6 separate regions of the Mus musculus genome follow, and all the other regions are linked to region 4. A link is a loop called in an ENCODE intact Hi-C map of the cell type or tissue named here. Cell type or tissue: heart. All regions are shown on one strand. Region 1 overlaps Dpf3 (D4, zinc and double PHD fingers, family 3). Region 2 has its middle 14 kb from the start of Dpf3. Region 3 overlaps Dpf3 (D4, zinc and double PHD fingers, family 3). Region 4 overlaps Rgs6 (regulator of G-protein signaling 6). Region 5 has its middle 53 kb from the start of Gm51988. Region 6 overlaps Dpf3 (D4, zinc and double PHD fingers, family 3).

What was found. A loop is a pair of places that touch in the nucleus more often than their neighbours do. Peaks named below come from ENCODE experiments on the same cell type or tissue, not always from the same donor. Only the 100,000 strongest peaks of a DNase experiment are listed, where the experiment ranks them.
Region 1: a loop joins it to region 4, with 2.2 times the contacts of the local background. A loop is called at or near these places in 2 of 42 quality-filtered maps.
Region 2: it touches region 4 in a loop (5-fold over the local background); 39 of 42 quality-filtered maps call a loop at or near these places.
Region 3: a loop joins it to region 4, with 2.4 times the contacts of the local background. A loop is called at or near these places in 2 of 42 quality-filtered maps.
Region 5: a loop joins it to region 4, with 2.2 times the contacts of the local background. A loop is called at or near these places in 2 of 42 quality-filtered maps.
Region 6: it touches region 4 in a loop (6-fold over the local background); 4 of 42 quality-filtered maps call a loop at or near these places.

What each region holds. Positions count from the first base shown.
Region 1 is chr12:83,421,391-83,426,390 of GRCm38, reverse strand. The region is part of intron 1 of Dpf3 (D4, zinc and double PHD fingers, family 3); the gene reads left to right. Among named protein-coding and RNA genes, the nearest start is that of Dpf3, 64 kb to the left of the region's middle. In heart, CTCF peaks have their summits at 1,136 (motif pointing right) and 2,105; a DNase peak (open chromatin) is centred at 1,500; H3K27ac peaks cover 3,025 bases.
Region 2 is chr12:83,499,730-83,504,729 of GRCm38, reverse strand. No RefSeq gene overlaps it. Among named protein-coding and RNA genes, the nearest start is that of Dpf3, 14 kb to the right of the region's middle. In heart, a CTCF peak has its summit at 2,302 (motif pointing right); no DNase peak of the experiment used is centred here; H3K27ac peaks cover 829 bases.
Region 3 is chr12:83,249,599-83,254,598 of GRCm38, reverse strand. The region is part of intron 8 of Dpf3 (D4, zinc and double PHD fingers, family 3); the gene reads left to right. Among named protein-coding and RNA genes, the nearest start is that of Gm51988, 97 kb to the right of the region's middle. In heart, no CTCF peak of the experiment used is centred here; no DNase peak of the experiment used is centred here.
Region 4 is chr12:83,112,024-83,117,023 of GRCm38, reverse strand. It overlaps Rgs6 (regulator of G-protein signaling 6), which reads right to left. Exons shown (of 17, transcript NM_015812.4): 15 at 725-911. Among named protein-coding and RNA genes, the nearest start is that of 1700030I03Rik, 6.9 kb to the left of the region's middle. In heart, CTCF peaks have their summits at 2,429 and 4,563 (motif pointing left); no DNase peak of the experiment used is centred here; H3K27ac peaks cover 1,372 bases.
Region 5 is chr12:83,205,565-83,210,564 of GRCm38, reverse strand. No RefSeq gene overlaps it. Among named protein-coding and RNA genes, the nearest start is that of Gm51988, 53 kb to the right of the region's middle. In heart, a CTCF peak has its summit at 2,587 (motif pointing left); no DNase peak of the experiment used is centred here; H3K27ac peaks cover 3,519 bases.
Region 6 is chr12:83,362,884-83,367,883 of GRCm38, reverse strand. All of the region lies in intron 2 of Dpf3 (D4, zinc and double PHD fingers, family 3), which reads left to right. Among named protein-coding and RNA genes, the nearest start is that of Dpf3, 120 kb to the left of the region's middle. In heart, CTCF peaks have their summits at 194 (motif pointing left) and 2,887 (motif pointing right); no DNase peak of the experiment used is centred here.

The sequences.
Region 1 (5,000 bases), 310 kb before region 4:
AGTGAAGGTTGATGCCGGCAGGGGGTTGGCCAAAAAATTATGTACAGGGCCTGGGGTTAAAGTGCTTTCTGAGCAAGCACGAGGAACTCCATTTGGATCCTCAGAACCTATGTACAATGCTGCAGTTCCAGCCTCCGAAGGTGGACACACGGGATCCTAAGAGCAAGCTAGCTACTGAGACTACTGAGAGTGGCGAGCTTTGGAATTGATTGAGTCTGCCTCGATGAATCAGGGAGAAGAGCTCTTGAGGACTGCCTCCCTGACAGTAACCTCAGGCTTCCGTACATGTGAGCATACACAAGCATGTGCCCCCACTCATAAGCAACGCTGAGCACAAATACATATGCCCCCCCCCCCCCAAAAAAAATTGAAAAGGAGAAAGGCCAAGTGTGTATGACCTGGTTGTCGGTCATTGAGTGTTGACGTCTCCAGGGGACTGACACTAATGCCGGGGCGAGGGCATGCATGCATGAGGAGCCTTGGGAACATGGCAAGTCAGTTCAGAATGAGGTCACCAGGACTGCCTCATGGAGGGCAAGGATCTCAAGGGTTTTCCCCAAACAAGAAGATCCAGTCTAGGCTAGCAGGTGGTGAGGGCAGAAATACTGAGACCTGAAAGTGTCCCTAAGTCGCCAAGACTGGTCCTGGCAGCCTTTGTTCAAAACCACATTTCTCTTCCAGCCTGGATGGCTCCAGAGCCATCCCAGACTACACCAAATCATCCCAGGAATTTTTCCAGGCGTCGAGCCTCGGGCAAGGCTGAGGGGGAAGACATTCCTTTCTTCCAGACCTTGGGAGAGTCACTTTGTGCTGGAGTTTACTGTCCTCGGAGGGTTCACAGGACAAAGTTAGGGATGCCTGGAGTTGGTCAGAGGAGATAAGCATCGACCCGCTAGGCACCTGGGCTCCTGAAAGTCACGTCACTGTCCTTTCTTCAGCCTTCTTTGATGTACTGGGGTCACCTCTCCTCCTTTCTGTTCAGGTGCATCACGTTGCTGCTTCCCCGAGGGCTCAGTTTCCCCCTTGCTGGAAGGAGGCAGAACATTTTCTGGGCTCCCAAAGCATGTTTCCAACCGGGGGGGGCCTGGACTAGATTTAGACCTTTTGTAGCTTTTGAAATATGTGCCACTAGGTGGCTGTCCCATAGACAAAGGGAAAATGGTGTTTCTTAGTCTGTTTTACTATAAATGAGTACACAGGTCCACAGGATTTTATCATGTATGTTACAACCAAAACCAGAACCAAACAGACAAAGCCTCACTTTTCTGCTATTCACAAGGCAACTGCTTAGTGGTGGTCCAGGGGGAGGGAGGAAGCAAGAGAGGATTCTTAATCCTGGGAGCAGGAATGAGTGCAGAAAATGCCCTGGGAACTTAAGATTCCCCCGGTTCATGTCAGCGCACAGCAGCCCATATATAACCCTGGGCAAGCTTAATCCTCGCTTCCCCGGCTTATCTCAGCCTCACATTCGTGGGCTCACCAGCCCGGAGTCTCTTTGGATGTTGGCCAGGCCTGCTGGGAATGGTAAGAGCTGAGACAGGGACAGAAACTCACGTCCTTGCATGTTGGAATGAGGCCTCCTTCCTCTCCCACTTTCCTGGCCTTTAGATTTTCCTCCTGGCATTGGCACGTAGGCTTCCTGGCCTCACATCTCTAATCTTTTGAAGAAGGGAGACTCTGATCTCAGGTTTGCAGGAGGCTGTGTCAGCGATGCAGATGATTCGAGGTGAGCAGAGGCAGAATGGTAGTAGTTGTACTTTCTCTTTTGGTTGTTTGGTGACGGGGTTTCACAATCCCTAACTCAGGCTGGCCTTGAACTCTTTATGTAGCTTGGGCTGGGTCTGAGCTTGGCAACCCTCCTGCTGCCGCTTTTGGACTCGGTTCCAAATCCTGACATTTCAGGCTTATGCCAACAAGGCTGGCTTAGGTGTCACTTTGAAATCCCGGCTGCAGTCTTGTGAGTTTAAAACCTTCCCCGAGTTTCTCTTTTCCTAGCTAACTTGGATTTTTATGAGGAATGGGAAGGTCTCATGAGAGCAAACGATTCTGGGAAGCTGACAGAGGCCATGTTGGGGATCTTGGGCTTGTACTGGATGTGTGGGCAGGCAGGTGGCGCCTCTATCCTTCTCCTCTCTCGCCTTTTCTCTGGGTTGGGTTTACAGCTATGACCCGCCCTCCCCTGACCCCTAGGTTTCCCCTTTAGAACAGCTGTAAAGGTCACAGCTTGCTTTTGAAGATACGTGGTATTTCTAGAATGGCTTCCATTCTTTGGACAAGAAGCTGAGTTGTACCTAACCTTAACTCCCTTCCTCTTCCTCTCACATTCTTTCTGCCCCTTCCTCTGCCATGTTCCCTGACCGTGGAGGAAGTGATAGAGAGACCATCTATGACTGGTCACTCAACAGGAACCTATTCTTAGTACGTTTGACTGAGTTACAGTTAAGCATCTCTATAGCCATCTGTGACCATCACAAAGACAAGCTTCTCTGGCCAACAGGGACAGCAGCGCTCACCTATGGGCATCAACGGTTAGTTAGAGGGTGATCTGATGGGCACATCAGTTTAGCCAAAACAGCAGAAGTAGCTTTTCCACTCCACCCCATGACCTCCCCAGCCTCAGGCTTTTGGCTTGATTTGTGACCCAGACATGAATTTTGTCCTGTAAATTAGGTATCAAATATAATCAGGCGGGAAACAGTTGTTCAACCCCCCATAACAGGCTTGTCACTGATGCACCATTGACTCGTCAGGCTTGGCCAGGCAGTATTATTACACACAGAGACCATAGCTGAGTATGACTCCTCCTCTTGGGAATTCTCCCCTAGGAGCCTTGCATACCTCCGAGGGCTAGCCAGTAAGAAGGAAGCTTCCAGCCCAGGTCTAGCCTGAATTCTTCATGTCCTGTAATCAAGGCCCATTGGTGTCTTTGGTGATAGGTAATTAGGTAATAAAGTCTAGTGCTACTAGTTCTGGTGCAGAGCTAATAGCAGTGACAACTTCCTGTAGTGTTCTGGGGGCCTCAGGGACCTCCCTGACCAAGTGGTGAGGCAGTATCCCACCCCTGGTACGGGACTATTTCTTTAATAACCTATGGCTCTTGGGAGCATCTTTATCTACCTCATTGAAACACATAAAAATGAAAAGCAACACAACACACTTTTTTATTAGTATTTCAAATATCAGATTCCTTTATGGCACCCCCCCTCCCCACCAGCTTCCCCCTTCCTCTTGTCTCCTTGTCCAGAGTTGTGTGACTTCTTTTCTACTTTTTTTTTTTTTCTGATAATATCCTAGGGTTATACATTTTCACTTAGTTTATTTCTTTTCTCCACCCAAAAGTTGCTTTTCCAAGTGTCCTGGGCTATATCTTTTATATTTTAGTTTTATTATAAAGGGTGATATAAAGCCATTTTTACCGAAGCACACATTATACTTTGAGGCTACTGCCACCCCCATACGGCCTCTCTCTTTCTCTCCCTCCCATAATGCACTTTGTTTTCTTTTTATTTGACAATATACCCACAGCCCAATCCCTTTTTATTCACAGTACCAGGGGGTCGAATCCAAGGCTTTGAATATGCTGGGTAGATAAGAGCTGTATGAGCTATAATCCCAACCTGTAATCCTACTTTAAATAAGGTATTTCAAGTGTGGATATGTAATTTATTTAATTTCACCTCTCTTGATAGGAATTTAGATGATTTTCAATTCTTACCTCAATGGGAAAAATCGAATATGCTTTCCCCATAAGTCACGTGTGCCCATTTTTAGCATGTATAGTCATCAGGACTTCTCAGTTATTTCTGAAGTTTGTATGTAATATGAAGTGAGTGAATTGAAAGATATCTGTTATGTTCTTACCTTGGACAAATATGGATCTCTGACTGTTTTCCTGATGGTTTGTTTTAGATCATTTTTTTTTCTTTCTTTCTTTCTTTCTTTCTTTCTTTCTTTCTTTTTTTTTTTTTTTTTTTTTTTGGTTTTTCGAGACAGGGTTTCTCTTTATAGCTCTGTCTGTCCTGGAGCTCACTTTGTAGACCAGGCTGGCCTCGAACTCAGAAATGCCTCTGCCTCCCAAGTGCTGGGATTAAAGGCGTGCGCCACTATGCCCGGCAGATCATTTATTTTTTTAATTGAAAAATAAAAATAAAATTTAAGTGTATAAGTATTTTGTCTTCATGTATGTCTGTATACCACATGGGTGCCTGGTGACCATGAGGCCCAAAGAGTGGCATCTGATCCTCTGGGACAGAAGGTTGTGAGCCTCTATGTTGGTGCTGGGAATTGAACCTGTGTCCTCTCAAAGAGCAGCCAGAACTCTTAAATGCTTAGCCATCTTTCCAGCCCTCTAAATGATTTCTTGTTGGTATAAATGAGTCAGTAACAAAAGTTGTATGTACATTTCTGCTACATGTCTCTGCACATAGAGGCCAGAAGGCAACATTAGGTGTCTTCTTCAGTCTTTCTCTACTTTGAGAAAGAGTCTCTCACTAAACTGGAGCTGGCTGATTTGGCTAGAGTAGCTGACCAGTGAGCCCCAGGGATCTACCTGCTTATCTCCTCTTCTCCAGCTCTGGGATTGCAAGTGTTCCCGATCATATCTGGCTTTTGCAGGGGTGCTGGAGAAAGGAACACAGGTCTTCATGCTTGGACAGGAAATATTCACTGACCAGGACATTCTGCTGGTCCCTAAATATCCTCTTTGGACTGGCTCGTTTTTTAAATCATTCCTTAGCACAGTTTCCTAAAATTGGCTTAACTATTCTGAAAATTGCTGTATTATTAATTTCCTGTTAATGGGATAAAGTACTGTGACGAAGATAACTTGTAGAAGAGAGAGTTTGCATTTGGGCTTATGGTTCCAGAGTGGTGAGCCCATCACCACAGGGAGGCACGGCAGCAAGCCTCCCTCATGGCCACAGAAGCAGGAAGCTGAGGGATCGATCACAGCTCAACTGCAAGCATAAAGCAGAGAGAGCTGCAAATCACGTGAGGCTAAC
Region 2 (5,000 bases), 390 kb before region 4:
TTTGTCTGCATGTGTGTATGCACATTAGGAGATAAAGACGCTTGCCACTAAGCATGAAGACCTCAATTTGATCCCCAGAGCCCACATACTAGGAAGGAGAGAGCTGACTACTGAGAGTTGTCCTCTGGCCTTCACGCTAGCGTGCACAAGTGCGCGCGCGCACACACACACACACACACACACACACACACACACGAATAAATGTAGAAGAAAAATTAAAAAGGTAGATAGGAAGACAAGAAGACAGGAGGAAAAGAAAAGTTGCCATGTAGGCCAGGCTGGTCTTGTATGTATGTATGTATGTATGTATGTATGTATGTATGTATGTACAAGTAAGTAAGTATGCATATTTGTATGTATGTTCAAGTAAGTAAGTATGTATGTTCAAGTATGCATGTATGTTCAAGTATGGCCTCCTGCCTCCACCTACAGAGTGCTGAGATTATAGGTGTGCACCACTATACCTGGTTTACATCGTGCTGGAGTTTTAAACATAGGACTTTGTACACTCTATTATTTATTTATTTATTTATTTATCTAGACAGGGTTTCTCTGTGTAGCCCTGGCTGTCCTGGAACTCACTCTGTAGACCAGGCTGGCCTCGAACCCAGAAATCCACCTGCCTCTGCCTCCCAAGCGCTGGGATTAAAGGTGTGCGCCACCACGCCCGGCTGACTTTGTACACTCTAGACAAGTGCTTTACCAACTCAACTGTTTACTGACATCTCCAGTCCCCAAGATGTCTTTTTTTCCTAGTAATTATAAATAGGTCCCCAGGGGCTTGAGAGATGGCTTGGCTCAGTGGTTAAGAGCACTGGCTGCTTTTACAGAGGACTGAGTTCAGCTCTCTGTATCCACATGGCAGCCCACAACCATCGGTAACAGTTGTAAGTGACAACTTTGCTCTGGGGCTTTGGGGTTTGTTTCATCTGGGACATTTCAAAGCCTATGTGGCCTCTTAGCTCTGAAAGCAAGCCTGCCATCACTACCTTCTTCCTCCTTCCTCAACTTCTGCCTAAACTATTTCCACCCATCCATTAAGAGAGCACTCCTGGTATTGGATGGGTAAGAGTCCAGAAGGGAAGGCAGGAAGAACAGGGGCCCTGTGCACTAACCATGGCTCTGCAAGAGAGTCCCTTGCAGGGTTCCCAGAAATCAGAGCATTGTTAAGCGATGACCACTGTACAGTATGCAGCACAGAACAAATTCAGGACTCTGCCCTGTTTCCTGCCTTGCTCTCCTGGGGGCTTCTTACCTAAAATAGACGCCAGTTACGTATATACATATATTAAAAGTGAAAATAAATGTTTAAAAAGAGGAATGTAGGTGTCCTTAGTGACTTCCATATCAAACAACAGTTTTCTGAAACTTTGATCATCCATAGGTCTGGCTTTGGGAATTTTTCTGGAAGGCCTAGTCGGTAAACCGGATCTCAGACCATATTTTTGGATGTTCTTTTCCAGGTAATTGATCATTATCTGGCTCAAGTCTCAGAACTTTCGTACTACATTCATATAGGAAGAAATGGAAGGCGCCGGAGACATCAGGTGCAAAGGGAGTAACTGGGTCACACTCTGAGTTCTTATCAAGAGGCAGTATGTCTCCAGATTCTCAAAGCAGGAAGAACGCAGGTTCGGACTGTGAGCTCTTCCCGACATTTAAGGCTTTCTGTCTTTGCATTCGAGGGCAGTTTTCCTACCTTCTCAGCCCAAGCCTCATCGAGCTAGGTAATACTTGCTTGGGGAATTGTTGCGTCCACTGAATGTAACTTCCTGGCACCCTTAAGAACTGGACTGACAAGCTTGTGGAGGTAAGTCTGTGTGGTTGGGTTTTTTTTTTTTTTTTTTCCCCACTGTCAAATAGATTGATGCCAGCACTGCTTTGGCTGTGAAAGTGGGTACGTATATTCTCTCCACTGGAGCCAGCCTATATGATAAAAACAGCCCAAAGACAAGACAAGACAAAACAAGTTCTGATGACAGCGTAGTGTGTGTGTGTGTGTGTGTGTGTGTGTGTGTGTGTGTGTATAGTGTGCACCAAGCATATGTTCTGTAGATCAGAACAACATGCAGGAATCAGTTCTGTCTTTCCACCACATGAATTCTGGGGACAGTACCCAGAATCAGGTTTGGCAGAAAGTGCCTTTTCCGGTTGAACCATTTCTCTGACCCCACATCTGTATTTTATCGATACCCCTCCCTACTCTCTAATATCCATATCCATGTAAGAAGATACTGCTGTTTGGCATGTCTAGGAGTTTCTCAACTTGTTTACAAATGTGTCTTTCCACTAACCGACACTAGAGGGCACTCGATTGCCAGTAACAAATTTGGGTCTCGGAACTCTGGTGTGCGTGTTCCACTTTGGCCAGACTCTTTTCAGTAAAGAAGAGTTGTGAAGCCCCACTCTTCCCTCAACCTGACATCAGGGGAGAAGGGACGCTAATGAGGTCTAGACGTTGGTTTCCAACAAATCAGGCTTTTGAAACATCCCTATCAACAGCGAATAACTACTGTGTCCTGAGAGTTAAGTTTAATCCTATCTCATGGTCCTCTGATTCTAGTTCCATGATACCTCAAAAGGAAAGCATTGGCAGGACGGGTCCCTTCTTTAAGAGTGTGTGTGTGTGTGTGTGTGTGTGTGTATGTGTGGTGGTGGTGGTGGGGGTTGAACAGGCCAGACTGCCCTCACTTAGCTCTGGTTGGTCTGAAACCTCTTTCCCCTCACACAGGAGGGACTTAGCACCCACTGCAGCCCAGTCTTATTAGGCTTCAGATTTGGTGACCAGAGTCTGGTTCCTGTAATTGCACTACTCCTTGTCCTTTGGCTTTTTTTTTTTTCCATGCCTCTACCTCCTCAGTAACCAGTCCTTGGTCATTCACTCACTGACCAGCAGGAAGAAGTAGCTCTCAAGTGCTTACTATGTATCCTGCTCATGTTCCTCCTGCTCCCCCTCCTCCTGCTCCCCCTCCTGCTCCTGCTCCTCCTCCTCTCCCTCCTCCTGCTCCCCCTCCTCTTCCCTCCTCCTCTCCCTCCTCCTGTTCTCTCTCCTCCTGCTCCCCCTCTTCCTGCTGGTCCTCCTTTTACTTGTCATCCTCATTTTCTTCTTCCTCCTCCTTGCCCTCTTCCTCCTGCTCTTCCTCTCTCTCTTCTTTTGTGGTTCTGGAAGTTGAATCCAGGGCCTTGCACATCCCAGGTGGGTGCTCTACCCACCATGTCCCCAGCTCAGTCATTGTTTGTTTGTTTGTTTGTTTGTTTTTCCCGAGACAGGGTTTCTCTGTATAGCCCTGGCTGTCCTGGAACTCACTTTGTAGACCAGGCTGACCTCGAACTCAGAAATCCACCTGCCTCTACCTCCCAAGTGCTGGGACTAAAGGCGTGCGACACCACGCCCGGCAGTCATTGGTCTTTTAAGAAATGACTTAAGAAGTGTTCGCGGGTACACGCACCATGGCATCCATGAGAAGGTCAGAGGATAACCTGTGAGAGTCAGGTCTTTCTTTTCAGTATGTGGGCCCCAGGGATGAAGCTCAGGTTGTCAGTCTCCGTGGCAGGCACTTTTATCTGCCAAGTTACCTTGCTGGCACTATCAGTGACATTTCTATGTATCATCTACATTGCCATATGTAGAAGCTGGTATGAATAGCTACATTTTACAGAGGAATAAACTGAGGTTCAAGATTAAGTTACTTGCCAGAAGTGAATTTTCTGATTTATTTAAAAGTTTTTTTCTATTTCTCCTGTACTTCTATATTCTTTAATATTGTTATAAGTGTTTCACGACGTTTTATGAGATTTTATATAAAAAAAACCTCACAATTTATGATAAAGCTAGTTAAAGACGTAAAAATGACAAATGACTTTTATTCTCGTGATTTGCCCACCCCTGTATTCTCAATTAAATCACAAGCCAAACATAAACTAGGCATGGTGCTCATGCCTGTAATTCTAGCTCCTGGGAGTCTCAAGCAGGAGGATTGCTGTGAGCATGAGGCCAGGTCAGGGTCCAGAAGGAGAGCCTGCCTTCAAACAAAGGAGAAACAAAGACAAACAAACAAACAAAACAAAACGCCCTCTCCTGCCCCAGTCACAGAAAGTCAGGAGCACACCTGTAATCATTCAAGAGGCAGAGGCAGTCTGGCCCACAGACAAGGCTGGTCTTCTAATCAACCCTCGAGGCTAGTCTTGGCTATAAAGTATGTTTGAGGCCAGACGAGGCTGCTTTCAGGGATGGGGTAGGCGTGGCCACGTTGGACACCAGCCTCCCCTCGGCCCTTACTTTATGAGGGTTTGCTTTAGGAGTCTCTCCAGTGTAGCTAATACGTAAGATGAGAATGCTTTTATTTGGCTGCGTGGAAAGACTTTCTAGAAACCCCTCGGCCTCCAGGTGTGATGGCGTGACCTGTACTACCTGCTAATGAGCTCACATATTTAGTCATGGCTACAGCTTCAGGATTTTAAGGTTTCCAGGGAACACAGTTTCATCCCGTGTTACCTGCTATGAAACAGGTGGTTATGATGGGTATAGAATCCCCTGACTGATAAACTGAATCCCATACAATGTCTTCTGCATGCTCAATGCTGATCTAAACCAAACCAAACCAAACCACCTCCCCCCAGCCCCCCCCCGCCCCCCGCAAAAAAAAAAGCAAAACAAAAACAGCCACACACAACACACACACACACACACACACACACACACACGTGTGGGGCTCTGTCATTTGTTATGAGGAGGGAGTTTTTGAAATGTTATCAAGATCTAACTCGTTTACCACACAGCCTCCTTCCCCAGTGTATGGTTCAATGGCTTTTAGTCTGTTCAGAGATGTGTGACCATTACCCACTTGAGGACAGTCTTTTTTTTTTTTTTTTTATCTCCTAAAGAAGACATTTTATGAGAGTGGGAGAGATGGCTCAGTGATTAAGAGCATCTGCTCTTGCAGAGACCCTGAGTTCAGTTCCCAGAAGCCTAGTCTGTTGGCTTCCATTCAGGCGGCTCA
Region 3 (5,000 bases), 140 kb before region 4:
GCTGTCATGCCAAAAATTACTGAAGAGATTTTTTTTTTTTTTTTTTTTTTTTGCCATGGTTAGGAGATGCTCAATTCAATGTCTTAAGCGAATTGGCTACCCTTTCAGATCCCAGGGTTCCTTTTGGTGAGGCTTATTGTTAGGTTTTGAGAGTTTCCTGAAAGAAGGAAGTGGTTGGAACTGGTGTGTTTTTGTGTCTGCTCTTGTTTCAAGCTTCATCCCGTGTTCGCATCACCTGGAAGTCAGTTTTCAGGCTAGACTAGAGGGATGGAGATTATTTAAAGTCAGTAAATCCAGTGTTTTCTATTTTGCATAGTCATGGTGTGAGGAGCACATATCTCTTGGTTAGGTGAGCTTCACTACATAAAGTAGGAAATAATTTTTGAGAGTCATTGACAGTGGTTAGCCATGGTTTATTACTGACCCAATCCATTCAGTTATGTTGGCTGTGTTGTTATTATTTTATGTTCTAATGGTTGAGAGAAAAGACAGGCTCTTACTGAATATTCCAGGCTTTAATTTATTGATCTTCCCGAAACTGCCTCCTGAGTGCTGTATGTTACTTTTTTTTTTGTAATGTTGGGGATTGAACTTAAACTCACAGGTGGTGTTAGGCAAGAGTTCTACCACTGAACACGATACCCTCTCCCAAGTGCTGGAGTTAGAAGAGTGTACCACTATGCTGGACTTGCCTGTTATTATTAGCCATCATCTGCCAAGGCTAGTTATACATGGGATAGACCTAGATGGTCTTACTAGAACCCTATCCAGTGGCTACTGTGTTATCTGAGTGAGTGATTGAAGGCTAAATTGGGAATGATGTGCAAGTCCTGAGAAGTAATTCTTAGGCTATGTTAGTATTGGTATCAGCAGTGATAAGACCATGTTCAAATGAAATAAAAAAGACTAAAAAAAAATCTAAAATTTTGGGAAAGATTAACAACAGTATATCATAAGAGCAAGCAAGCCCTTTAAAGAAATGTTTAGCACTAGAGATTGTCTAACTTGGAAAGGAGCATGAGTGGTCACTTAATAACTTCAGTGTGTCACTGAGAAAAAGATACTGACCACTTACTGTGAGGACAGGAGACGTGCCTTGGGGGATTGAAAGCAAATAGACAAACTCTTTGACACTGAGAACTAACTTTCGTCATTGGAGGCTAAGGTGGGCTCACCAGTAGTCAAGAAGCCAAGGTCTTTTCCTGTGTGGAGGTAGGGGAATGGGAGAGGAGGCCTCTTGAGGTCTAACTCTGCAACACATAGAGTTAACATGAAAGGAGCCGGTGCCTACTTACCACCAGCAAGTGGAGAAACACGGACAAGACTGGTTCCAAGAGTGTGTCTTAGAGTCAAGAAAATTCTACTTCTAAGCACGCTCTGTTTGCACTGAAGCAACGTTACTCATTGGGTGTTACAGGACCCCAGCTGGCATGTGACTATTGTGGGAAGAGACAGTTTCCTCCAGAGAAATGCCACAGATGTGAAAAAGAAGTCAGACAGACAGGCCAAGAGGCCGCTAGTTGAATGGTACTCCGGAAAGCCCCATCTCTAGAGTCCCAGTTCTCAACTCCATGGATTTCACAGCCTCCAACTTCATCCTCACGAATGAATCACATGCTTGCTAATAGGGCCTCACTATTTCATCCAGCTCAGATGGAGTGATATCACCGTCGTTCACAGTTGTCTCCTAACCTCTCCAGCTGGTCAGGCATAAGGGTCCAGTAGAAGACAATGTTTTATCAACACAATTCTACTTGGGAGGAAAGTGGTTAGCAGCCTTTCTAGAGAACCTAAGCCATTTGGGAAAGAAGTTCGGCACACACTGTTTTCGATGTGCTTGTTTTAAAGAAGCGACAGTTGTGCTGTGTTCTGTGTGTGACGTGAGCTTTCTGTGGACTGTGACTCTAACAAGGCAACGTCTGCTGATACCTGCTGGGGGAGCAAGTGAGACATCACCCTGATGCTAGTGCTGCGTTATGGCTGACTTATGGATTTGGAGACACCAGTGGTTTATAATCTCGAACACTTCTTTGGGTAAAATAGGCTGTCTTACCTTCATAAATATCAACCTTATGTCCACAATGGGAAAATAAATCAATATGTTCAAACCATTGTTACTTTCTGTAATAATCCTTTTTGCTTTATGCTACAGATCAATCGCTCAATACCCGATTGAATGCCTTCCGTGTTGCAATACTGTGTGAGGTTCTGAAGGACATACAGAGAAGCAAAAAGGGATGCTTGCTTGTTTTTTCTCTTTCTTTCTTTCTTTCTTTCTTTCTTTCTTTCTTTCTTTCTTTCTTTCTTTCTTTCTTTCTTTCCTTCCTTCCTTCCTTCCTTCCTTCCTTCCTTCCTTCTTTCTTAAGATGTTTTTTTATTTTATGTATGTGAGTACACTGTAGCTGTACAGATGGTTGTGAGCCTTCATGTGGTTGTTGGGGGTTGAATTTTTAGGACCTCTGCTTGCTTCAGTCAATCCCACTCACCCCAGTCAACTCTGACTGCTCAGTCCCTGCTTGCTCCCGCCCAAAGATTTATTTATTATTATACATAAGTACACTGTAGGTGACTTCTGACACACCAGAAGGAGGCATCAGATCTCATTACGGGTGGTTGTGAGTCATCATGTGACTGCTGGGATTTGAACTCAGGACCTTTGGGAGAACAGTCAGTGCTCTTAACCACTGAACCATCTCTCCAGTCCAAGGGATGCTCTCCATGTGCTCATGTGAGCAGCTGGGTTTAGGCTTTTCATAGGTGGATGGTTAGGTTACTAATTCCATTCTGTAGAGATGGGATCTGATACTCAAGGGGGTTGAAGTAATAAAAGTGCTAGTGATAGCTGGCAAAGTCTGAGTTTTTTAGTCAATTTCTTTCTTTTCTCTTCTCTTCTCTTCTTTTCTTTTCTTTTCTTTTCAGATAATATTACTGCTGAAGCACAAGATTATTTATTTATTTATTTATTTGTCTTTTATGACTCTAAAGTATGGTTCTCCAGTGTGTCATGCCAGACATCCTTTGTTTTAGTGGCAGAGAAACAGGTGGTTAACATATTATTCAAGATAAAGCATGCATAATTAAATGCCAAGTTGCCACCAACTGCAGATGTTAGGCAGGCTCAGCAAGGAGAGGTACCGGTGCTAGCTGATGTGGGGACAAGACTTCAGAGAAGAATGAATGGAGTTGGTATGGACAGAGAGAAGGCAGGCCACTGAAAGCAACAGCAGGTGGCAGGCAGATGGGCCGAAGCAGAAAAGGTGTGAGCAGGCATGGGGGTTTGGAGCCAGAGTGGAGAGAAACATGCTGTCAGCATTGACATCAAGAGGAGGTTTGATCCTCAATAAAAGAATTAGGAATAGCAGGAAGTAGGGCCCCCTCGTGAGCTCGTAAGCAGGATCTGTGTGACTCTTAGCATGGCTCTGAGTGTAGCTGAGTCGTGAGTGCCAAGAAAGCTTGGTTCATTCACTCTCCCCATCCCGCAGCATCTGTCTTGTGATGGATGGTAGCTTCCGAGTCCTCCTGGACAAAGCAGCAACCACATTCCTTCTAGATGGCTTGAAAGACTCAGTGTCTCCCAGCTTCAGTATGATGTCTAACTGGTCCAGAGCACATCTTTCTGAGTGCTGACCCTGGAGGTTGGTGATTCCATGGCCATTTTCTGCCAAGGGTTGTTCTTTCAACCTTGCGGATTGGAAATGCACCTGGGAGGAGCATAGTATATTCAGAGAGGCCCGCTGGCCACTTGGTCTCAGAGAGCCTATTTCAATTTGAGATGTAAACCTATGATTGTTCTGATAAAATTAGAACTAAATGTACTTGGTCCTTTAGGTTGATAGGTCAGTGGCTGAGGATAAAGTGAAGAAGAGAAAGAGGAGGGGAAATGGCTGGGATGCTGGTCATGCCCATTCTTGGGTGTAGAAGCGTCTCAAGGCTTCATTGTCTAGATAATTTGATTTGCCTCTTATAGGGAATGAGAAGTTGCACTTGTAACCCTTAAGCTTTTAAAAAAGATTTATTTCCTTTTAGTTTTTAAGATTTATTCATGTATAAAAAAGTTCTCTATTTGCATGTATACTTGCATAACAGAAGAGAGCCTTAGATCCCATTACAGACAGTTGTGAGCCACCATGTGGTTGCGTGGAATTGAACTCAGGACCTTTGGAAGAGTAGCCATTGCTCACAACTGCTGAGCAGTCTCTCCAGCCCCTTATTTCATTTTATTTATAGTATCAGTGAATGGGCATGTGCATCTGAATACAGGTAACCATGGAGGCCAGAAGAGCCTGTCAGGTCCCATGGAGCTAGAGTTCTAGGAGGTTGTGAGATGCGCTGCCTGGATGCTGGAAACCAAACCCAGGTACTTTGCAAGAGCAGCACAAACTCTTGCCTGCCCCATCCCATGAGTCTTCCGATTCTAATACTGTCTGTCTCCCCTCTCTGTGATTTTACTTCACTGACGGCTTCCTTCCCTATTAGGTTCTGAAGCTGAAAGAGGTGCAGCCATGTGTTAGAAGTGTGGATGGAGAAGGCAAAGAGTATGGGCCACTTCTGCACAGTAGCCCAAAGGGGCTGGCACTTTCTGCCGCACTAAATCCTCATCATTTCACTCTTGATGTATCTTCTGAGACGCCCTGTTGGAAGCTATTGTCCCACTTAGCAGGTGAATAAATAGATGGGCACTTAGAGGTGCCAAAGCCCTGTGAATGTGTTGGACTGGTCCAGACCCCACGTGTATTCTCTGTTGTTCACGTGAGTTCACTTGACTTTCCATGTTACTTGCCTAGAATGTTCAATGACAATTGTCTTGGCAACTGTATAGATCACAGGAGCAGAGCACTGGACTCAAAGAGAATGACATGAAACTACAATATAATAGCAGCCACCTTCCCTCTAATGAGAGGAATTATTGTAACAGGCCTCCAGATGGGACCCTCTTCCTTCTTGCCTTTCTGCCCTTGCGAAGGACCCATGTTTGGTTCTCAGCACCCATGCTGGGCATC
Region 4 (5,000 bases):
ATGGAAGCAGTGCAAAGTGTGGGCATCACAGCTGGACAGGGGTGGACTTGATTCTTGACCTGGCCAGCTCCCAATTCCCACTTTAACGGTGTCATGTTATTGTTTTCAGCCTATCTAGTAGAGGGGTTTAGATTTTGTAAAATTCTGTAAATCACTTTTCTTTTTCTCTAGAAAAGATAAGACAGATACAAATGGTCCCACAATATATAGCCGTTTGACTTACAGTACCCTGAAGTTACAACGGTGCATAAGCAATGGGCACTCAATAGATTTCAGATCTGGATCTTTCTCCAACTAGTGCTGCTTGGTATGATCCTCTTTCTAGACACTGGATAGTGAGTGAGCTGAAGCTCCCAGTTAGCCTGTGCTCCTGAGGAAAAGGGCAGATCCCTGACCGTGTTCTGAAAATGATAAGCTTTGACGTGCGTAGTGAGTACATTTTACTAAACTAGTTCAACTCACGGTGGGTTTCCCAGGGTGCAGTTCCACTTAGCATCCTAACTTGAAGAACTATAAATTTCTGTATCTGTGTAGTAATGTAACCTAACAAGAAGATCTTGGGATTTCACTGTACACTTACCTGGCACAGTTTCTACTGACTGACTTATAAATAGTGAAAGCTGATGGTCAAACTACTCATAAAACCTCTGATTTGTATTAAAGGATCGAGTTGTAAAGTGATTAAGGAATGCCCTATGACAATAATTTGGGTCAATGAGCAAACCTGGGCATCTTCAAATGTGTATCTCCCTCCATCTTTGACATTCTGACTGGTTATCTCATAGCTGTGAGAATCCAAGTTGATTGCACTTGGGGCTCCGGGAGCTAGAAACTCTTGCCAGATTTCCTCCACCCTCTTGGCCACGTCCTGTAGAGGTTGCTTCTTGAGATCTTGGACAGACAGCCAGAACCTGGAGCGCAAGCAGAAACACAGTCAGTTCTATTTGGACACTGCTAGAGACGGTTCCAGAGCTGATGCTGTGTGTCCCCTGCCTGTCTTGACGCCACATGTGAGTTCCACAGGACTGCTAAAAGTACAGAGAGTACTGATGGGGACAGAATAAAAGTACACATAAGAAGATGTGAGCTTCTGGGGACTGGCAAGATGTCCTCTTCCCTCTGAGTAAAGAATTCTCAACTCCAGCACAATAGCCATTCAGGCTGGGGGATTCCTCTTTGGTATAGAGGGGCTGTCTCATAGATAGAACACCAAGTCCCAAGCCCCTCCCCACGGCCTACTAGGTATCAGCAGCATCTTTTAAGCTACGACAACTAGCAAATATCTCCAGAGATTACCAAGTGTTCCAGAAATAAAAACTCTGCTTGGTTGAAACATCAACTCTTCTTCATGCAGATCTCTACACAACGTGAGCCCTGCTGTCAAATCTGGCTGGGGCCACTTAGGGACACCAAAATAGGAAAAAGAGATTAAAGCGTCTACTTAGCAGTTAAAAGCACTTGCCGCTTTTCTAGAGCACCTGGGTTCTGTTCCCAGCGTCCACACTGGCCAGCTCACAATTCCTTGTGACTAGTTTTAGGGAATCCAATTCCCTCTTCTGGCCTCCACAGGTACTGTAGGCATGTGGTGTGCATATAAACAGGTAGGTATCTACACACACACACACACACACACACACACACACACACACACACACACACACGAATAAAATAAAATAAAAAAATTAAAAGGAACATGTCCCAAAAGCATGCAGAACCCTGAATTTATAAAAGACATTTTGTCTAGAATGAGCCAGCCACTCATGTTAGAGAGCAACAAGGGGTGGAGGTGGAGGGGGGAGGTAGGGCAGGTATTCACATCAGTTCTCAATATGGTGCCGGGCACCTAGTAGGTCCTCAATAAACAGTTTAGAGGGGATATGTCAGACATAAAGCTGGAGAGGCATCTCTACCAAAAGATTCTTTAGGGAGTATGAGAGAAAAGTACCCACCCTTACTTCCACTTGCCTCCCCAGAATCTCTCAGCTATGGACAGAGCCCCATATGAACACGTTCCATTGAGAGCTTTAGTCAAGTGAGTTAAAGCAACCCCAGCACCCCCTGCTCCAGGATTCTCCAAGGCATTATCTCAGTGGCACCCAGGGCTGGAGGGCACACCCTCCCCTGCAAAGGGGACAGGCCTGTGTCCTCAGTGAGACAGTGAAGGATCCACTGCTGTGCCGAGTGTACAGTGCACAGCCACAGGCAATAGAACACAGACATGAGTGTGTGTGTGTGTGTGTGTGTGTGTGTGTGTGTGTGGGTGTGGGTGAACTCAGATGAGCCATAAGGCAGAAAGGCCATTCAATCTGCCGTTAAATTCCACCCAAAGAAAGATGTACTTGCTTATTCATAGTATTAAATATTTTTATTCTTAAAAAGGAGTTGCGTGTTTTTCTGCAGCTCACAGATGTGTGGCCCAAAGGTGTCACCCAGTGGCAGACCTAAGTAATGCAGCCCCATTTCCACTAGGAACGTTGGGACATTGTGCTTGATTCCAGGCTATCTCCAACTTTCCCAGTTTGCCCTTTAGGAATCTAATGATCTCTTTAAAGAAACCCCCCCCCCAAACCTGAAGAGCCAAGAAGGCAAAGAAGAAAAGAACACCCCTCTATCAAGAAAACAGGGAAGTCAGTTCTGTTCTCAGCCTGGCTCTGTAGCTGTCTGGAATTGTACTGTTCCAGGTAGACTTTGATCATCTGGGAAATGGGTACAAAGTGGGTGAAGGAAGAGGGACCCTGGATGATTTCCCAGCCACACTTAACTCTGGAATGCTTCCAGGCACCTGGGTGGGAGCCAAGGAACAAGCAAGCGGCAGGCCAGTCACCCTGGGATCACCACCTCCCACCCTGAGATTTTAGGATTTCAACTCCCACCCTGAGTGGTGTTTGGGGATAAAAGCTGCCTGGCCTCGAAGATGCTCTTTTCATCTCCTGCCTTTCAGCCCTCCTTGGATCTCATCTACCTCCAGGGAGAGAAGTCGCAGAGCTTTATGGTACCTACTGGGTCAATAAAGGAGCATGGAATGGCCTCTGGGCCAAGTCTCTGGCTGAGGACAGCCTTCTGGGTCATATTTCTCCCTGTGCCTGTGGGGCTTCCGTGACTTCTCGCACAAATAGTTGGTCCATGGGTGATTTTTTTGTTTGTTTGCTTCCTCCATCAGTGTCACTTGGGAGGTCACCTTCTACCATCTGTCCCTTGCTAATCTAGTCTGCTGTGTAGGAAGCCATGGAGACCCCATGGGAAGGCCCTGAGAATATCTGAAGCTTCTAGGCTCTGTAGACCCCTGTGGTTTCAGGGGGCTTCAGGATGCCTTTTGCAGAAGGACGAGAGAGGCACTGTATGGCACATCCTTCCCAGAGTATACAGAAGGAGCAGAGAGGATGTCAAAGCAAACTTCAGAATCAAATCAAATATATTTTTACATTGAAATCAAAAGATTTCTTCCATCAGTTCAAGTTGAGAATTTTCGCTTTATCAAAACACAAGGAAAAACAGCAGGCATGTCACAGGAGAGGGAGAAGGGGAAGTGGGGGGAGGAGGGAGAAAGGGATGGGGGAGGGCACAGAGTGTATAAGAGTGACATTCCCTGGACAGCTTTCTCTTTCTGTGTACATAGGACTCAGCCCAGCCTTCTGTCTGTCTTGGAGATGACCTACCTTGTCTCTCCTAGGTGACAGCAAAAATGTTGTCACAACAGCATCCTGACATCTCTTATGTGTTTACCATCTTGGCTTAGAGGAACCTTTGTGATGATTTGAAATGCAGAACAGGCTGTGGTTTGTGCTTGCCTTCTTCTTGCCTTGCCAGTCTGAGCTGAACTGGGAGCTCAGGCCAACCCCCTCCCTGCCCTCCCATTGCCAAAGAGCCACAAAAGCTTCCTTCTGTGTATCCTCTGTGGATGGGTGGCCCATTGAGGATAGAGAAATGGCTGCTCTTATCAAAAGCCTGCAGGTACCGCTCCGTTGAGGAAGCGGTTAGTTGTCAAATGCCAGCCGCTCCATCAAATGCAACCATCCTGCACTAAGCCCTCGGCTGGAAGCAGAGAGCCTTAGGGACTGGCAGGGCTTGGTGGCTCCAGGGTGTGTGGAGACCACCTGCCTTGCCTCTCCCCTAGCCACTGCCAATTGTCAGAGCAGAGAGAGGTGGTGCTGTGCTGGCATTTGATCTGTGTTCGTGACTTAGAAATGAATGCAGGAGAGGAAACTGGTCTTGGGAGAGGGCAGCTTGCTCCAAACGCACTAGGGTAAAACATCTGGGGTCCATGGAACTGGAGGATGGTCCAGGACTGCCTCACTTGCTCCCTTTCTCCCTAGATGCTGACAAGCAATGGGGGTTTTCTCTTCCAGACTGGCTAGCGCACAAGAAGCCATGCGCCATCGATCATTTACCATTCCATCAGGAGGTCTGTACATCTCCGCACTTACCAGCTTACCTGCCTTTTCACTAGCTAGAATGTTCAGAGGCTATACAACACAGCCCTGAGCTTGCTCCCAGAGAAAAAGTGAACTCCTTGGCAGAAGGATGTGTTTCTGTGCCCTCTGCTGGTCACTGGGTGACTCAGAACAATGGACAAAAAAAAAGAGCTTTTTGTCTGGTTGGGATGCGGGGTTGCCCCCATGAACAACTAGCATGAACAGTGCCCAAGCTGAGCTTGGCACAGGACAGGAGCCACTGCTGAAGTTAGCCACAGCCTTTCAGGAGTCACTCTCTTCTGACTTGTCATCTGTTTGGTTATTGTGGGATCCCCACTGGCCCTAATGAAACTTCTGGGGTCTTCCTAGGGCTTGGGGCAACTGCTGAAGCTATGGCTGGAGATGGAGCTCTTGAGGCAAAACCTGGCACCCCCCTGTGCTTGCTTTAATTGCTTCTTCCCTCAGCTGACACCGTGTGGAAGTAGGGCCATCAATCTGCAGGTTAGAAGAACAACTCTGCCCTCTCAGGAGATGTTACAGCTCATAAAAAATGTAGGGGGACGCTCTTTGTTGCAGGTTTTGATTTTT
Region 5 (5,000 bases), 94 kb before region 4:
GCACTGAATCTAATTTATCGGTAGTCAGAAGGGCCGCTGAGGTCATCTGTGAGTTGGGCTCTTTGGCTATTCTCCAGTATCCTCAGGCCTTGAGATCTTTATGATCCTCTTCCAGAGGCCCCGAGTGTGGGAACAGCCTGGGAACCATGGATTGGTTCAGAGTTTTTGAGAGCTGGAAATGTTTTTCTAAGGAGCCTGCAGACTCACTGTGGGGGTAGGGACTGGGTTGTTTGCTCTGAGGAGTGGTCAGGAAGCAGAGAGGAGGAGGTCGGAAGGTGAATGGATTGGGTCCTTTGACCATCACAGTGGATGCTTCTGGAAAGGCCTGGCTGCAGGGCTGTTCAAACTGGGCAGCAGGAGAGAGGCCCAAAGAAAGCAACTTCAGGAAGCCCTGAGGTAGAGAGGTAGGCTCCTGCCTTGTCATTTCTGCATTAAACCTGTCTCTCAGAAGAGAGAGAGAGAGAGAGAGAGAGAGAGAGAGAGAGAGAGAGAGAGAGACAGACAGACAGACAGACAGACAGACACACACACACACACACACACACACACACACACACACACACACACACACACACACCCTGTAAGGAGGAAAACTGGAAGCCAGGAGTAGTGTGCCTTTGAAAGGTCTGTGTGGGTTTTGAGGAAGGCCTGGCCATGCCTCCTGACTGGTTGCAAGGGCTCCTTGGCATTGGTGAAGCTGTGAGAGGTGCCATAGGATGTCATAGGTGTCATGAGGGTGTGGGTGAGTACAGGGGTGCCCTTTTGGAGTCTGTGACAGCCTCAGGTGGAGGGGCCAGCAGCCTCGAACAAGTGACACTCCACAGTTTCCCCATCGTTGGCCTCACCACGAACAGGGAGCATTTGTGCTGATGGTGACATTACCCAGGGCAGAGCAGAGGAAGGCAGGATTGGGCTGGCAGGCAGCCAGAACCCTCTTCCACAGAGATATAATTACTAATAATGACCTCTATCCTGAAAGCAAATAAGATGGCCATTCAGGTCGGCACCAACTGGGTCTGGCAAATCAACAAAACCGGGGTTGGGAAGGGACACAGGAAAAGAGGCCTCTGTCGGAAATAGGGACCCCATGAGGCCCTGGGGTCTTTGTATTCCTCAGCAGCTAACTTTGAGAACTCCCTGCCTATGCTCCCACCCACTGCATCTCGTTAGCTCACCTTGCTCCATCTCTAGTGTTGTGTTGTTAATATTGCTGATGAGAGCAGGCGCATGTGTGTGCGTATGTGTGAATGTGTGAACGTGCATTGCATGTGTGTGTGCTTGTGTGTGTATGTGTATGCATGTGTGTGTATGTGTGTGCATGTGTGTGTGTGTACATATGTGTGCATATGTGTGCATTGCATGTGAGTGCGTGCACACTCATGTGTGTGTGCATTGCGTGTGTGTGTGTGTGTGTGTGTGTGTGTGTGTGTGCGTGTGCACATGTGGGTTTGGGTGTATGTTGGCCTAAAGAAAGCCACTGGTGTTGATCCAAGACCAGAGGGAGAGCCAGGAGCCACCAGGCAAGCTGTATCTTATCGTCCCTGAAGTTTTCTGCAGCCAAGGACTGCAGTGCCCAGTCTAAAGAGCCAGCAGATGGCTTCTCGTGGCCTTTCCCATCTTTTCTCTTTGTCACCTCTGCCTCTTTTGGAGAAATATTGAAGATTTGAGAAAAAGAAAAAGCCTCAATTATGCTATCAAAACGGTGCAAAGACTTCATGGCTGCAATGAGGTCTGGGTTTTTGTTGACTCTATTTTCCCTTTCATGTTTATTCCCCACTGTGACCTTCATTCTCTTTTTCTCCTCCCTCCTCCACCCTTCTCCTCCCTCCTCCCTTCTTTGCATCCCCTCCCACCTTCCCTGTAGCCACGCAAATGTTAGAGTGCAGGGGTAGCTGGAAGAAAACAGTGCCATAAAAGAAAAATATACCCCTGTGCATTTTCAACATGTAGTTGAAGAAGCCTAAATTAAGGACTAAGGGGGGAACAAAGCAAAAGACACACGGCCAGATAATATATGAGTGAAGCCTGAAAACAGAAGCTCAGAGCAGAGGGGCTGTGGAGCAGGTGGGTTGGGGAGGCAGGGAGTCCCAGCTTGCCAGTGTGTCAGGTCCACATGGCATTTGGGGAAACAGATAAACCTGTGCTTTGGCATCAAATGGTCGGGTGTTTAGGGCCCCTTGTGCTCTTTTGTTAGGCAAGGGAAGAGATGCCCATGCTAGCTGTCCCTGTGCATCCGCCATGCTTGTCCACCCTGGCTACTTCTTCCCTGGAGGCAGATGAACACATTTTTTGCCTGCCAAGAGTGAATGCTGGGCATGCTGGTACTGGCTGAAGCACTTGGCAGGGGGCTGGGTATGCGCAAAGCAATGGGCTTGGTCTGCAGGGGCTGAATAAAACCAGCCTCACCCTGGCCCAGGCTTCGGGTTGCATTATCAGGCTGTAAATGCTAAAACATTCCAGGGGGAACCCGGTAAGCATCCTGCAACCAGGACGGGGCTGCTTATCCGCTTATCCGTATGTTAGCTTCTGTTTGGAGCATATTTCCATATGATGTGCAGGTGGAAACATCTAGTTATTGCCACCTTCTGGAAGTTGGGGAGAACACAGTTGACCCCCGGCTCCTTGTTTGGATTTGTTATCCCGGGCACTAGCCGCCCCTGTAGGTACATGTCCTTAGCTTATGGAGATGCTATGGAAAGTGGTTCATCCTTAGCGCTAGAATCCAGGGGGATGATGAGTGGCTGTACCTGGCTGAAGCACGTCTGGTAGGCAGGTGATCTGAGATTGTGTTCCCAAATGCTGTTTTTGGATTTCTGGAGTGGAGGTCAGGGTACTGTCATTGGCAGAGTGTGCTCAGTAGAGAGAAGTAACTGGCGTGGGAAGGTAAAAGCCTCACACCTGGACTGAGTGGACACCCACAGAGACTCTGCTGGCTTGGGTTCAGCCTCTAGGAGTGGCTTCTGCCGTGGTCTTGCTGGGTGGATGCAGCCCACTGTCAGGCTTTGGCAGCACACCTCCTCTGGGATGGGCTCTTCGAGTCCCAGCTCAGGCTTCTTCTACTCCCTCTTGTCCATACTGACAGCACTGGAGACAAACACTTCCTCTTTACCCCCCCCCCGCCTCCCCCCCCCCCCCCACTTCTTTGCACATGCTACAACCAGGATTTAGCTTTTAGCTATTCCCCAAAGAAGTCACACCAGGCTCTTACTTTTTGGCCAGCTAAATGCCCTCCTTGGGGAAGACTATGTCAGCCTGTTCCCAAGCAGCCTTAGGTTTATCTGTTGGTGGCCTTAGAGAAAGCTCTGCTGGATCCTTGGAGCACACAGCTCTCAGTCGGAGGGACTGGAGGGTCTCTAGGGACAGCCAGGGTGGAGTGTGGCTGCGAATCTGGGTTTAAAGTGCTAGAGACCATGAAATGTACCCTGGAGTTTGGTCCACTTGAGAGCTGTCAGGCAGGGTTCCTTTGGCTCAAATCTCCTTTGAATAGTCAGATTCCCCACTGTCCTTAGTGATAGTATGGAAGACGGGAAGGCTCTCCACCTGGATCCTGTCTGAGCCAGACTGGTGGCACTGCTCTCAGGCAGCTGACGTCAGACCATGAGCCTCCCATCTCTGAATTCACGATGGACCTGGGATCCCCAGAGCCAGTGGAGGCTCTGAGAGGAGCTAGCTCCTTGCCTATCTCCTCTCTAGCGCACTCAGATGCCTTCCCATCCTGAGGCTGGCCTTCTGGACAGTTAGGAAATGCAGATCTGAGGAGTGCCTGTCCTGTGTATACTATAGCTTGTTTGAGAAAGGGTCAGAGCTAAGTCCTAACCACAGTCCCCTCCCTGCCCACCTTGTGTTTAGGCTGAGGACAGACAACCTTAAAGGCCATTTTTCAAATAACCCTTTACCCCTGGTGGCTAAGGGAAGATATCCACAGGAAGATACACGAAATCGATTTTCTTCTTCGAGTTGGCTAATCCCTGTTGCATCTCCCATCAGGGAAAGGTTAGCTTGGTGGCTTTAGTAAGGGCCACCTCTGTTTATTAAGCCCAAGGTTTTCATGAGTGAGCTTGGGCAGGAGGTCCCTGGGGCGGGATGAGAGACAGATGACCAGCGATTTGGAATCTCTTGGCTACTTTGGTTTCTAGAGGGGCACAGAGGTCTCGGGTTAAGTTAGGAGTGTGAAGCATTGGGGAAGGAGACGTTTAGTCTTCATTGGCTCTGTTAGTATCTGAGCTGACGCTGGCTATCTTGTACTACTGTGGACTGCTTTGGGAAAGGGTCTCTGGCCCCTGGTGATATTCTAATCTCTGGAGTCACAGGGTCTCCACTGCTATCTCTTGGCCTGGTTGAAGGGTGATGCGAACTTCTCCCAGTGGGCACAAGAGGTGAGAAGCCATTCCAGGACTTTAATCTCACCTTTCCCACATCCTCCAAAGGATGGCTGAGAGCTTCAGCCTCCATCTCTGGAAATCTCTACAAATGAAGAGCCTTCCTTTTACGCCTTTGGATATTTTCCCCATTGGACCTTGGGACCCAGCACCATCTCTTGCTGACTGAACAACCTAGAGTTTTTGCCTTGAGCTGCTTAGCTACCGTGCCCAGGATGAAGGCTGACACAGCTTTCCCGAGGTTAGAAAAAGGGCTGCAGATCTGGGAAGCTGTGTGTAATGGGCCGAAGATGAATTTCCATCCGGCTTGCTCTGCTGCTCTGAAAAGCAAACACAGCAACACGCAGATGAACGGGAAGCCCAGCCCCCCTCTCCCCGGTCCCCTCTCAGGTGTGGTGTTGTGATGGCACATGTAGAGCTGTGTGGGCTACTGTCCTTCCATCCTCTGGGGACGCTTTTTATCTCTCTCGTATGTCAAGTCCTGGTCTTGTGACTCTGATTGTGAAAGGTGGTGTCATGTCCCCACTCTGTCTGAGGGATGGATGGGATTTTCAGTGTTGGAGGGAGGCTGCGCACATCTTCCCTAATCCCAAGAGCACACACTGGTTCTGACTCCCTAGA
Region 6 (5,000 bases), 250 kb before region 4:
GCATAAATACACACATATGCATATACCCCTGAACCTGGATTTAATGATGTGGACACCCTTGCTTTATCACATACAGAGTGCACAATAGGCACATTGGTAGTTCAGTAACAGCAGGGCTATTTGTAGTAAGATTACCGGACAGGACTTGACAGTTTTTCTTTTTGCACTTTGTATCTCTTGCCCTCTTGTGGTGTCAAGCCACTGTGCCTCAAAGTCACTTCAGATAGTCTTCTGTGTTAGTTGTGACAGTAAGTCTTCTACATAGTTGGATTTATAGGTTTCATTTTGGTTTTACTTGTTAAGGGTTGATCTGTTTAGAGGATTCATAGAATTTCTTTTCTTTTCTTTTTTGTTTTTGTTTTGTTTTTGTTTTTGTTTTTGTTTTTCAAGATAGGGTTTCTCTGTAGCCCTGGCTGTCCTGGAACTCACTTTGTAGACCAGGCTGGCCTTGAACTCAGAAATCTGCCTGCCTCTGCTTCCCAAGTGCTGGGATTAAAGGCGTGCACCACCACACCCAGCGAATTTCCTTTCTTAAAATTAGCTTCTCATGTTAAGTTGCCATATACCTCCTGGGAATTGCACACGGCACCTAGAACACCTTTCTGGTTTTCGTTCGCTTTCCCCAAAGATCACACCAGAAGTTGATAATGGTAAAATGTGTGTGAGAAGTGTGAGAAGCTTTTGCCTTTCTTTCTTTCTTTCTTTCTTTCTTTCTTTCTTTCTTTCTTTCTTTCTTTCTTTCTTTCTTTCTTTCTTTCTTTCTTTCTTTCTTTCTTTCTTTCCTTCCTTCCTTCCTTCCTTCCTTCCTTTCTTATTATTTAAAACAATTTTAAAATGAAAATATATCTCCATCATGTTCTTCCCTCCCCCAAATCCTTCCAGATCCCTTCCCCCTTCCTGGCCTGCCATCTTTAAGTTCTTTTTCAAAAAATGGACGAAACTCTAAGACAGAAACAAATCCCCCAAACCAAGAAAACAAAATAATAATAAAAAACCCACCACACTATAACCAAATAAAGACACACGTGCATACACATACACACAACATACATACACACAACATACATACATACACACACGCATATACACACACACACACACAACTGAGGAGTCTATTATATGTTGTCCAACTGCTCCTTAACATGAGGTTTGCTCTGGAGTGGTTGATATTCCCAGTGTCACTCTACTGGAGAAAACTTGATTTTCCTGCTCTCAGCAGGTGTAAGTGACAGTTGTTAACTTTTACCCCAGTGTATAGGTTTTCATTCATTCACTCACTCATTCATTCAAAAAATATAAAAATAGTATATAATAAGAAAAGACAAAAACTATACCATTGAAGTTGGACAAGACAAACCAAGAGAAGGAAAAGAGCCCAAAAGAAGACACAAGAAACAGAGATCCACTCATTCACACACACACACAAGAGTCCTATAAAAACACTAAGCTGGAAGCCGTAATATAAGTGCAGAAGACCTGGTGTAGACCTGAGCAGGTCCTATGCATGCCGCTTCAGTCTCTGTGAGTTCACATGAACTTTGCTCATTGATTTAGAGGGTCTTAGTTTTTCTTTGTGTCCTCTATTGTCGCGCCCGCTCTCGACCAGCAAGAACTACGCGACCACCAGTCCTTCTAACAGCAGTTTATTCAGTCCTGATTCTTCTTGTTTATATCTCCCCCGAACCCTGGGCCTCTCACTCCTTTTTTACTCTCTCTCATCCACGCACCGCAGGCCACGCCCCCTCGCCAGTCACGAGGCTTCAGCTAATCAGGGCAGCAGGGGCAAATCTCCACCAAATTGGATTCACCTGTATCCTGGTACACCTGCGCAGCACTCAAGATGTTTGTGTCTTATATGAGGAAGTCAGGTGCAAGTCATATGACTTAGCTGCAGTCCCTGGCGCCTTTGGGACTGCCGCCACACCCGCTCCCCACACTCTATCACCCCTGGCTCATACACCCTACCTCCTCTTCCATGGGGTTTCCTGGAGATCCTGTCATTTTATCCCATGTAACCAATACTATAATCAAGACAGGAAACTCCTCAGTGCAAAGATCTCTTTCATATAACTACTTCATATCCACACCCAACCTTTCATCTCATCAGGTCCCCTTACCAAATTCATTTATAAGATAGCTGTCCTACAGACCAGTTAACTCAGTTGGATAGATGGTGGCACTAATAAAAGAACCATTTTTAAAATAAACATTTTCTCTCTACTGATGAGCACATCAAATCATCAAACACAATTTTCAGTGCTTGAAGAATGCTTATCGAATTTACTTAAAGATGTGTGATAAGGGTTAGATTGCCTTTGTTGGAGAACATGTTTATTTTTCCTTTATTCCCAATGAATACTTGTGCTAGGTATAAAATTACAAATCGATTGTCTTTTCTGAGTAGCATTTGAAAGACTTGCCATGTCTTAAGGCGGCTAGTGATGAGAAATCTGCCGCCAGTCATGTGGCGTCTCCCTTGTATGAGAATCGTCGTTTCTTTTCACTGTTGTCAAGGGTTTTCTTTGCTTTTATTTTCAAAAGTCTAATGTTGATGTGCCTTGGAATAGATTTATTCAAATCTATTCTGTTTGAAGCTTACTTGGAGTTTTGGGCCTGTTTTTTTCCTGTTTGTTTTTGTTTTCTCTCCAAGTTTGAGAGATTTGTTGGCAATATCTTCAGCCCCATTCACTTTTCTTTTGGGATGCCAAGAGCACACTTGCTAGGTCTCTTGTTACAGCCCCAGATCTGCCCTCTTTGTTCCCTAGGTTCTATTTTTGGTTTAAAAATTTAAACCTTTGTTGTTATGTGTATGTATGGGTGTTCTGCCTGAATGAATGTAGCCTGAATGAATGTAAGCATACTACATGTGTGTAGTGCTTGCAGATGCCAGTAGGGGGCGCTGGATTCCCCCCAGAATTGGAATTAGACACTTGTGTGCTGCCATGTGGGTGCTGGGAGTCAATTCGGTTCTTCTAGAGAGCAATTGTGTTCTTAACTGCTGACCCATCTCTGTAGCACCCCCCCCCCCCATCTCTGCAGCCCCCGAGATTCTATTCATTTTTGTTTCTCAGTTCCTCAGATAGAACAATTTCTATAATTTCTCTTTTATTTTCCTCCTTTGGATTCTGCTAATGAGCTTCATTCATGGGAAAGTTTTTTGCTTCTTTGATTACAATTGTTCATCTCGATTTCCTGTTTGGTTTCTTGTATCTTTTGCTTTTTATTCTTTTTTCTATTTTTCTTTTATTAAAAATAGAACGTTTTCATACAGTATATTTTGATTTTAGTTTTCCCTCTTGGAACTCCTCTGAGATCCTTTCCGACCCCCTCTCTCATCTGAATCCACATCCTTTCTGTCTCTGGTTAGAAAACAAACAGGCATCTAAAAATTAATAAAATAAAGTAAGATAAAACAACAAATAAACTAGAATAGGAACAAACAAATAAACAAACAAACAAACCCAAACTGAAACAAAGGAAAGGCACAAGAAACACATACAAATGCCAAGACAGACAGACATACATGCAGGATTCCCACAGAACCTCAAAACTGGAAGCCATCCTATGCATGCAAAGGATCTATAAGGTTAAAAAAGAAAGCCTTCTGGGCGATGATAGCACACGCCTTTAATCCCAGCACACAGGAGGCAGAGGCAGGTGCATCTCTCAGTTGAGGCCAGCCTGGTCTACAGAGTTAATTCCAGGACAGCCAAGACTGTACAGAGAAACCCTCTGTGTGTGTGTGTGTGCACACATAAGACCATCAGCACAATCCAAATAATGAGCATACACACAACCCTACAAAGTTTCTAAAGCCCCTTTAGCCCAGTTCTTTTTTATCTTCCTATTCTCCCCTTTTTTGGGGGTGAACCATTGATCTCGTCCTATACTGGAATCTACAGCTATGTACTCCATTCTAGAGGTGGCGCTGTCTACATTTTTTCACTTGCTGTAATTACTTCAGCATCATCCATGTGCTAACACGAGTCTGTAACAGCCAGGTAGTGTCCTGACGTATGGCTGTCACCCTCTTTATGCCCATTCTCCTGCTGATGAAGGTCTCGGTGTCTTTCTAGTTTCTGCCTATTATTAAGGAGGCATTTTATGAACTTTTGTGTTCAAGTCTTTGCATGGACGTGTGCTTTAATTTTTCTGGGGCAAACGGCTCAAACACTGAATGGCTAGATCATGAAGAAGGTGAATGCTTAACTTTTTAGGAACTTGCCAGGCGGTTTTCCAAGGTGAAGTAGAGATTATTCCCTCCCGCTCTGTGCGAAGGCCCCATCGTTTTCTCTCTTGGCTAATACTACACACCGTCAGTCAAGAAGGTCATTCTGGAGGATGTTTAGTGATGCTTACTATAGTTTTAACTTGTGTTCCTCTAATTGATGGTGTAACTGATCATCTTTATATGTGCTTTTTTGCCATTGAAAACAAGCTGTTCTTTCCATATCCATGCACAACACATCTGTTCAAGAACGGGTAGGTTGTTCTCTTCACACCGGCAATCTTTTGATTCCCCGTAGTTACTCCCTGCATATCCACAGTTTTAGTCTTTGACATTCTCTTTACCTGGAGCGTCATCAGACCCTTCAGATGGAGGGTCCAGTTTTCCAAGACTGCTCATTTCATGGGCCAACTACAAGTCCAGGCTGTCAACTGTGGTTCTGACCTCTAAATACAAAGTAGGAGCTCCCATGATGCCCTTCAGATTTGGTCATTTGCTAAGAGTGGCTCACAGAGGTCCAAGAAACAGTTTCTCTATCTGGACCTGCAGCTAGTTACAAAGGAGCCACCTCAGCCATTTCCACCCCCCCTGGGTCCCCCCACCACACATGTCCTCCTTGGCTCTTCTCCATTCCTTTGTAATTGTCTGACACTAAGGATCCCACAGTGACATGGTTGGTAAGGGACCCAACCATGATCGGTGCATAGCTCAACCCTCACCGGAGAAGCCTCCTCTTGCAGTAGGCGAGTAAGCAACATAGAGATGCACACAT